2 separate regions of the Homo sapiens genome follow, and region 1 is linked to region 2. The links are chromatin contacts, found by Hi-C or POLR2A ChIA-PET in ENCODE. All regions are on one chromosome and are shown on one strand. The core of a region is the stretch at or near the end of the contact, and the rest is flanking DNA. Distances in the headings are between cores, read along the strand shown.

Evidence for each region. Hi-C counts contacts between places; a loop is a spot of excess contacts on that map. ChIA-PET counts read pairs that join two places held with the same protein, here RNA polymerase II (POLR2A). Pooled maps may share reads with other maps.
Region 1: a loop to region 2 is called in a map with no recorded cell type, with 4 times the contacts of the local background. The contact joins the enhancer-like site here to the promoter of CNR1 in region 2. A Hi-C loop is called at or near these places in 2 of 37 single-sample maps with no recorded cell type and 4 of 50 pooled maps. POLR2A ChIA-PET finds 5 or more read pairs at or near these places in 2 of 52 experiments (B cell and OCI-LY7).

What each region holds. Positions count from the first base shown.
Region 1 is chr6:87,794,345-87,797,918 of GRCh38, reverse strand. All of the region lies in intron 2 of LOC101928911 (a long non-coding RNA gene), which reads right to left. Among named protein-coding and RNA genes, the nearest start is that of AKIRIN2, 94 kb to the right of the region's middle. RefSeq lists enhancers at 993-1,092, 1,047-1,546, 1,547-2,048. Within about 2 kb of position 1,267, at least 5 of the 41 ENCODE cell types and tissues checked have a DNase peak (open chromatin) inside an H3K27ac peak, as active enhancers do; they include OCI-LY7, where a contact is called at or near this core.
Region 2 is chr6:88,164,818-88,168,320 of GRCh38, reverse strand. It overlaps CNR1 (cannabinoid receptor 1), which reads left to right and starts at 1,974. Exons shown (of 2, transcript NM_016083.6): 1 at 1,974-2,518. RefSeq lists silencers at 848-1,047, 1,118-1,557, 1,618-2,297.

The sequences.
Region 1 (3,574 bases), core at 18-2,517, 370 kb after region 2:
TGCAAATATTTTCACCAAATATTATTGAAAACATTTCTCATGTGGTCCATTTTTAATTATAGAAAGCATAAATACATATTTAAATGTGTTGTAGGATATTTCACAAAATGTTAACATGACCCTGGGCAAGGAAAAATCATGGGTGATATATTTTTCATCAATAGTCTGTATTTTATGTATTTTTTCCCAAAAATGGACATGCATTTTAACTGTATAAAAAATTCAAGGCCGGGCACAGTGGCTCATGACTGTAATCCCAGCACTTTGGGAGGCTGAGGGGGGTGGATCACCTGAGGTCAGGACTTCGAGACCAGCCTGGCCAACATGGTGAAACCCCATCTCTACCAAAAATACAAAATTAGCCGGACATGGTGGTGCGTGCCTGTAAACCCAGCTACTCAGGAGGCTGAGGGAGAAGAATCATTTGGACCCAGGAGGTGGAGGTTGCAGTGAGTCGAGATCATGCCATTGCACTCCAGCCTGGGCAAAAAGCGAATCTCCACTTTAAAAAAATAATAATAAATATAAATAAATACATACATACATACACATCTTTAAATGGAAGAAAAAGTAAAATCGGGGCAGAGTGGGGGTGTGACAGGGAAGGGGTGTATGGAGGAGGGATGTGTTCTGGGAGCTAGAGATGCTCTATTCTTGATCAGAATGATAGTCATCAGGGTGTTCCCTTCATTCTGCTGTACATTTATTCTCTAATCTTTTCAGTCACTCTACCATATTTCACAACTTTTAAAAAGGGGAGGGGGTTAAAAAAAGAAAAGTCTGAGAATTTTAACACAAGCTAGGGGAAACTGTAGTTTCAAAGAAAAAAAAAAAAAAGGAAGAAGAAGAAAAGCCTGTTCAGTTGCTGCAATGCCTAATAAAGCTGCAAATACAGCCCAAACCCACAGGCTGTCAGATTCACAAAGTGTGAATGTAATGTAGGCAGGGGAGATGAAGCATTGAGTTATGTTTCTCACTCACACACACACACACACACACACACACACACATGAAAATCTGTCCTTCTGGCCGCCCACCCTTCACCTAATCAGCACCAGTCTAGGCTGCTCAGTGGTGTGTATTCTCACCAAGGTGCTGCCCAGAAGATCCACCTTGCTCAGGGAAGCGTAGTTGGTCCTGTTCCCTTTCACTTTTGCTGGTGCCAGAAATCCTGACAGAAGCAACAGTCTCTATGGTGCCAGAAGAGGAGGCTGTAGCGCTGCCTGGAGACAAACCCTTGCAGAATATATGCTTCCAATTGGAACATGTTGCTTTTAGAGCCTCAGGGCCCTGCAAGGGCAGGATGTGCCGCTCTGATTCCCAGTGTGTGACAGCAGGGGATTCCTCCCAGTTATTCTCAGAGTCAGGCTGTGGTTTGTACTTTCTTTTTTTTTTAGAGACGGAGTCTCGCTCTGTTGCCCAGGCTGGAGTGGTGCAGTGGTGCGATCTCGGCTCACTGCAACCTCCGCCTCCCGGTTTCAAGTAATTCTCCTGCCTCAGCCTCCTGAGTAGCTGGGACTACAGGCACACGCCGCCATGCCCGGCTAGTTTCTCTTGTCTTTTAGTAGAGAGGGGGTTTCACCATGTTGCTCAGGCTGGTCTCAAAACCCTGAGCTCAGGCAATCCGCCCACCTCGGCCTCCCAAAGTGCTAGGATTAGAGGTGTGAGCCACTGCACCCGGCCGGTTTGTACTTTCTATCAGATCATTCAACTAAACTTTGTGACACCGCAGATAAAACAAAGCAGATTAATGTCGCTGATCCAAAGAGCCAGGTTCTGCTGCACTTGGACCCAATGGGACCCGAAGAGGCTTCGGCTCTCCAGCAAAGATTGGGGGAGCCAGGTTTGTCCTCACCCGTAGTTCAGGGATGGTGTTGGGTAATTTTGATAAAGTACCCCTTCCTCATAGAAGCAAAAACTCCTTTCTGTTATTTTTTCTTTTAACTTCCAAATTAAAGACACCAACATGTTGTAACAAACAACATAGAACATCCTTTAATCCAGTAAGGGGCACTGCCAACCATGAAGAAGGTCAGTTCACAAGCAGACACATAGGGCATAGACATGGCCTTCCCGTTGCAATCTTGGTTCCACCTCTCATGGTACCTCACGCTCTCTGTCTTGTGTTGTAACTATCTGTGCACTTACCATTGACTTTATCTCCTCCATTACTGGGCTGCAGGCTCCCAGAGGACATAATCCGTGTACAATGGATTTACCTTTGTTTCCTCCCTGCCTGGCATAATGCCTTGTAGTCAGTAGCTCCTCCAAATGTTTGTAGAGAAGAAGAAAGGGAATTAGCATGCCTTAATCTCTAAGCTGTACCAGTTACTATACATATGCTTAATGTATATGATCATATTTAACTCGTAAAACCAGCCTCCAAGGTGTTATTATTACCATTTTATAGAAATGGTAAAGAAACGGAGGCTCAAAAAAGTTAGATGCCTGCTTAAGATCACTGAGCCAGTTAGAGTGAGAGATGGACTTGAGTCTAGAACTGTCCCTCTGCCAAATTCCTGCTCTTATTTCTTCATTAACGAGTGAATGAATGGGGGTTAATGATACCTGTGCGATGAGTCATCCCCAGACCCCCAGGTGCTACTAACACTGCTTCCCAACCCTCGCCTGGGGTTGGCAGGGCTTTTTTAATTCACTGGATAGTCCCTAACAGGGCTGGCATTAACCCATAGACAATAGAGAAGTGGCCTTGGCATTAGTTTGTGAGATATTCTCTCTGCTCAGATAACCTCCAGGGCAAAAGTGAATGCCACTGCGTGCTTCCTCTGTCCTTAAGCATGACCACACCCATAAGGGCGAAGCAGACTCCTGAACTCACCCAAGCTTTTTCCTTAGAATGTCTTCCCCGTCATCTGCCTGACAAATGCCTGATCATCCTTCAGGATGCCTTCCTCAGCTCCCTCAGGCAGAGCTACTCACTCATTCTTCAGCTACTGCAAACTGAGTAGGGACTACACATTGTGGGGTCTAAAGTAATCAAAAGTCTCTACCCTTCAGGAACAGCAAGCCAAACAGGGAAGAAAAGAGACCAGCTGCAGTGGCTCACACCTGTAATCCCAGCACTTTGAGAGGCTGATGTGGGTGGATCACTTGAGGTCAGAAGTTTGAGACCAGCCTGGCCAACATGGTGAAACCCCGTCTCTACTAAAAATACAAAAATTAGCCGGGTGCGGTGGCGTGTGCCTGTAATCCCAGCTACTCAGGAGGCTGAGGCAGCAGAATCGCTTGAACCCAGGAGGTGGAGGTTGCAGTGAGCTGAGACTGAGCAGTGCACTCCAGCATGGGTGACAGAACAAGACTCTGTCTCAAAAAAAAAAAAATTAAATTAAATTATATATATATATATATCCCTTTTAAATAAGTTTAAATAAAAAGAGAGTTTATTGGAAAAATACATGGAAATTTCCTAGAACTCTAAATTGGGCAACACAGCCAGGCCTCAAGAGAGACAAGAACCAGGTACAGATATTAGGAACCAAAGCTTATTTTTGTTCTCTCTCTCTCCACATGTTCTTTCATCTCTGCTTCTGTCTTCTCTCTCTTCTCTCTCACT
Region 2 (3,503 bases), core at 725-3,224:
TCCTACTGCCAGGGGTGTGAGGTGAAGGGAAAATCTAACAACCACGACCCCTAAAAGAAAAAAGCAACAGATGTTGAAGCCTCCTCCCTTTGAATCTTGCGCTGGAGCTGTCTCTGCCATGGAGGTGGGCTAAAAATGCCTGTGAGTAGAGCCTTCCCCAAGCAGCAGGGTTAAGGCTCAGCACTAATCCCACATCTACTATCTATCTCCCAGTCATTCTTCCATCTATCGATGGGTCCATCAGAACTTTATTGATAACCTTTTCTAACCACCCACCTAGTAGGACTTAATCATTTCAGCGGTGGACTCTCTCTCTCAATGGAGTCAAATGGTCATTTGCTTGACGGAAATACTTCTAGTCTAAAGCAGTCTAGGGGGATTTTCAAAAACTGCACTAGTGCTCTGCGGGAAGCCTTTGTACGATTTGGCCTGACGTTTCCAAAACGGTTTTACAGCCTTCCCTCCTCCAGGACCTTGAACTCAACAATCTTCCTTCTTTCCCTGAGAGGCTCGCTTTCACAGATTCTCACCACGTAGTTCAAATATAGGGTCCAGATATAGTACGGTTGCTGTTGGGGTCTGATCAGGGGCGGGAAGACCTGGAGGTCGGTAAAACGGAGCGGTGCGGGATGATGTCTGGGAACACCGGCAAGGTGTCATAAAATGAACGCCAAGGCGGCCACAAGAGGACGGCCGGGAACCGAACCCAGCGCCCAGCACGGGGCCCTTGTGGCCGACGTGACGTGGCTCCGTCAGGTGGAAACCGTGCGATCCTCTCCCGATCCAACTCACGAGAGATAAAGATGTCTAAATAACCACGACCGCCGCCGCACACCCTGCAGGGCCCCGGGGGCGGAGGGGAGGGGAGCGCCTCCTCGGCAGAAGCGGCGGCCCAGGCTTGTTTGGAGGTTCGCAATTCACCATGATAAATGTAAAGACCAATTAAGGTTTGATCCGTGCACACAGGAGGCAGACGGCGGCTGATAGTGGAAACAATTAACGAGCATGTCCCCTAATTCCTGCCGCGGCTGCTGAGCACACCGCGGCTCCCCAGGCGCCCGCCGCTGCCGCCCCCGAGTCCCAGAGCCCCCAGTCCGGCCCTGGAGTGGGGCGTCCTCCTCCAGCGAAAAGGTGCGAGGAGCGGGGCCCCGGGTGGCCGGGGAGGGGGCGCGCCGGGCCGGGAGGCGCGGAGCCAGCCGCCTACGGAGCCCAACTGTTTGCATCGGGGACCGGCGGGCGGGGCGCGCCCGAGTGGTCTCGCCGGGAAAGGGCGGCGGGCGCTGGAGAAGGCGCCTGGCGCGAAGCTGGGCGGCGCCCCGAGGGCGGAGGACAGGTGGCCGCGCGACCGCAGCCAGGTAGCGAACGGCTCGGGGGCTGCGCAGCGCGGTCCCAAAGCTCAGCCCGGCCCCGGGCCCAGCTCGCTGCCGCCTGCCACGGGAGCGGCCTTGCGCGGAGGGAGGGGGCGCGAGACCGCACCCCCGGGCCCGGCGCGCCTCGGCCTCTGGGCTCCCGCTCCCCTTCCCCTTCCGGCTCAGCCCGCTGCCCCAGACGTGACCCCCGCGGAAGGTGTTGGCGATGCGCGCTGCCCGGGAGCGTGTGATTAATGGCCCCGAGGTCGTGGGCGGCGCATGCACCAGCCCCTTCTTGGCCTGGTCAGGGTGTGAGGGTATCCGGGAGCACAGCGAGGTCATGGCAGCGGGGGCCTCCGGGAGCGCGGCGGCGGAGGAGGAGGAGGAAGAGGAGAAGTAGGTGACGCGGGCCGAAGAGGCTTGTCCCCTCTGGCCCCAGGGCTGGCGCCGCGGCGGGTCCCCCGCCCCAAGCAAAGTTTGGGGCTACGGGCGCTGCGCTCAGGTCCCTCCCCGCGCAGTTCCCTCGGCGGGGTCTGTGCCGCCGCCGCTGCCAGGGCAGGACAAAGGCTCATTAACACGTGATGGGACCGCGCTTCATAAATGGGACTGGAGCGAGAGGGAGCCAGAGACAGCGCGAGCGGAGGGAGCGGCAGGGACTGCGCGAGCGGGACGAGGCGACGGGCGCCCGGGCTGGCGGAGACGGGCGGCCCCACGCCGGGCCAGGCGGGGCTCGCGGGAGGACCCAGTGAAGAGCCTGGGAAGGGGCGAGGCTCGCCGGCGGTCGGAGCAGCGGGGCGCCAGTCCCGGTCGCTGTCGCGGGCGGGCGCTGGAGACCGGGACGCCGGCGCTCGGACGGACTGACTTGCTGACCGCCCGCCGGAGGCACACCCCACTCCACCCCACCCCGCCTCGCCAGCAGCCCGGCGCCGGCGCCGCCTCCCGCACGCTACTCCCTCTGCCACCCCTTCCTTCTCCACTTCTTTTCCGCCTCCGCCTCTTCTTGTCTCCCGCGGCGCCAGCGCCTTCCCTTGGCCCGGGCGGGGGCCTCGGCTCCCTGCAGAGCTCTCCGTAGTCAGTGGGGGATATTTCGTTCTAGCGGACAACCAGCCCCTGAGCTGGGCGAGAGGTGCCAAGGGAGCTTCTGTCCCGAGGACCAGGGGATGCGAAGGGTAAGACCTGGCAGAGTTGCGTTTGGAAATACTTTTTCCGCCTCCCGCCCCCTCGGGTACGACCAGTGTGGTCCCCAAGTGTCCTTCGTGGAGTTCTTATTCCGTGTGAGCGAATCGTGCGTCGGTGTTTACTTAGCTGTATGGCCCCAGCCTGTTAACTGTGATCTGTTCTACTTCTGGAGATTTCTACCATTTACTATTTATTGAATGTGTGTGCACCTGGCTCTGTATGCACTGATGTCTGTTTGTAGAAAATGGGTAATTGTGCATGTTTGAAAAACGGGCGCTTGAGTTGGTGCTGAATGCCTATAAACCATGTTAGCAGCTAAGTCTTCCCAGGGAAATACATCGATCTCTGCTGCAAGCCTAGAAACTGACTAATGTAAAATAGTAAATGTCATATAAAGAGATGTATGTCAAATAATAAACTTTTGATAAAAAGCTACAGGAACCACTTCTCTTTGAGGAAAAACAAATGTCCATGTAACTAATACCTAAAATTGAATGTTGATGGAACCGTTTAACTCAGAACTAGCTGTTAGATGACTAAAGTTAATGTTGCATTTTTAAAAGACATTTCTTGTTAAGGCTTACAAATCATAAACGGATCACCTCTCAAATAAAAATATGTTTGCTGTAATAGACATGAGAAACTGTCATTTGGTCATTTGGAAGTTTAAAAGCAACATGCATGTTTCTGATTTTAATAGATTGTCTCTCAGATATTTAAAATTGAACAGATAAAAAAACAAAAGAAATGTTTAGTAACGTATTAATCATTTTGCCTCCCATCTTTTTTTATTTTCCTCCAAATAAGTGCTATTCTTGCCTTTGTTGTTGATTTCCTGATATAGTAAGCCTCCTCGGGCATGTAATCCAATAAGAGATTAGAACAGATTTACTGGTTTTAAAGGTGTTGAAAGATATCTCTGTGGGTCCCATAACTTCTCCTCATTTTTATTACCAAGTTAATATCTTTTGAACA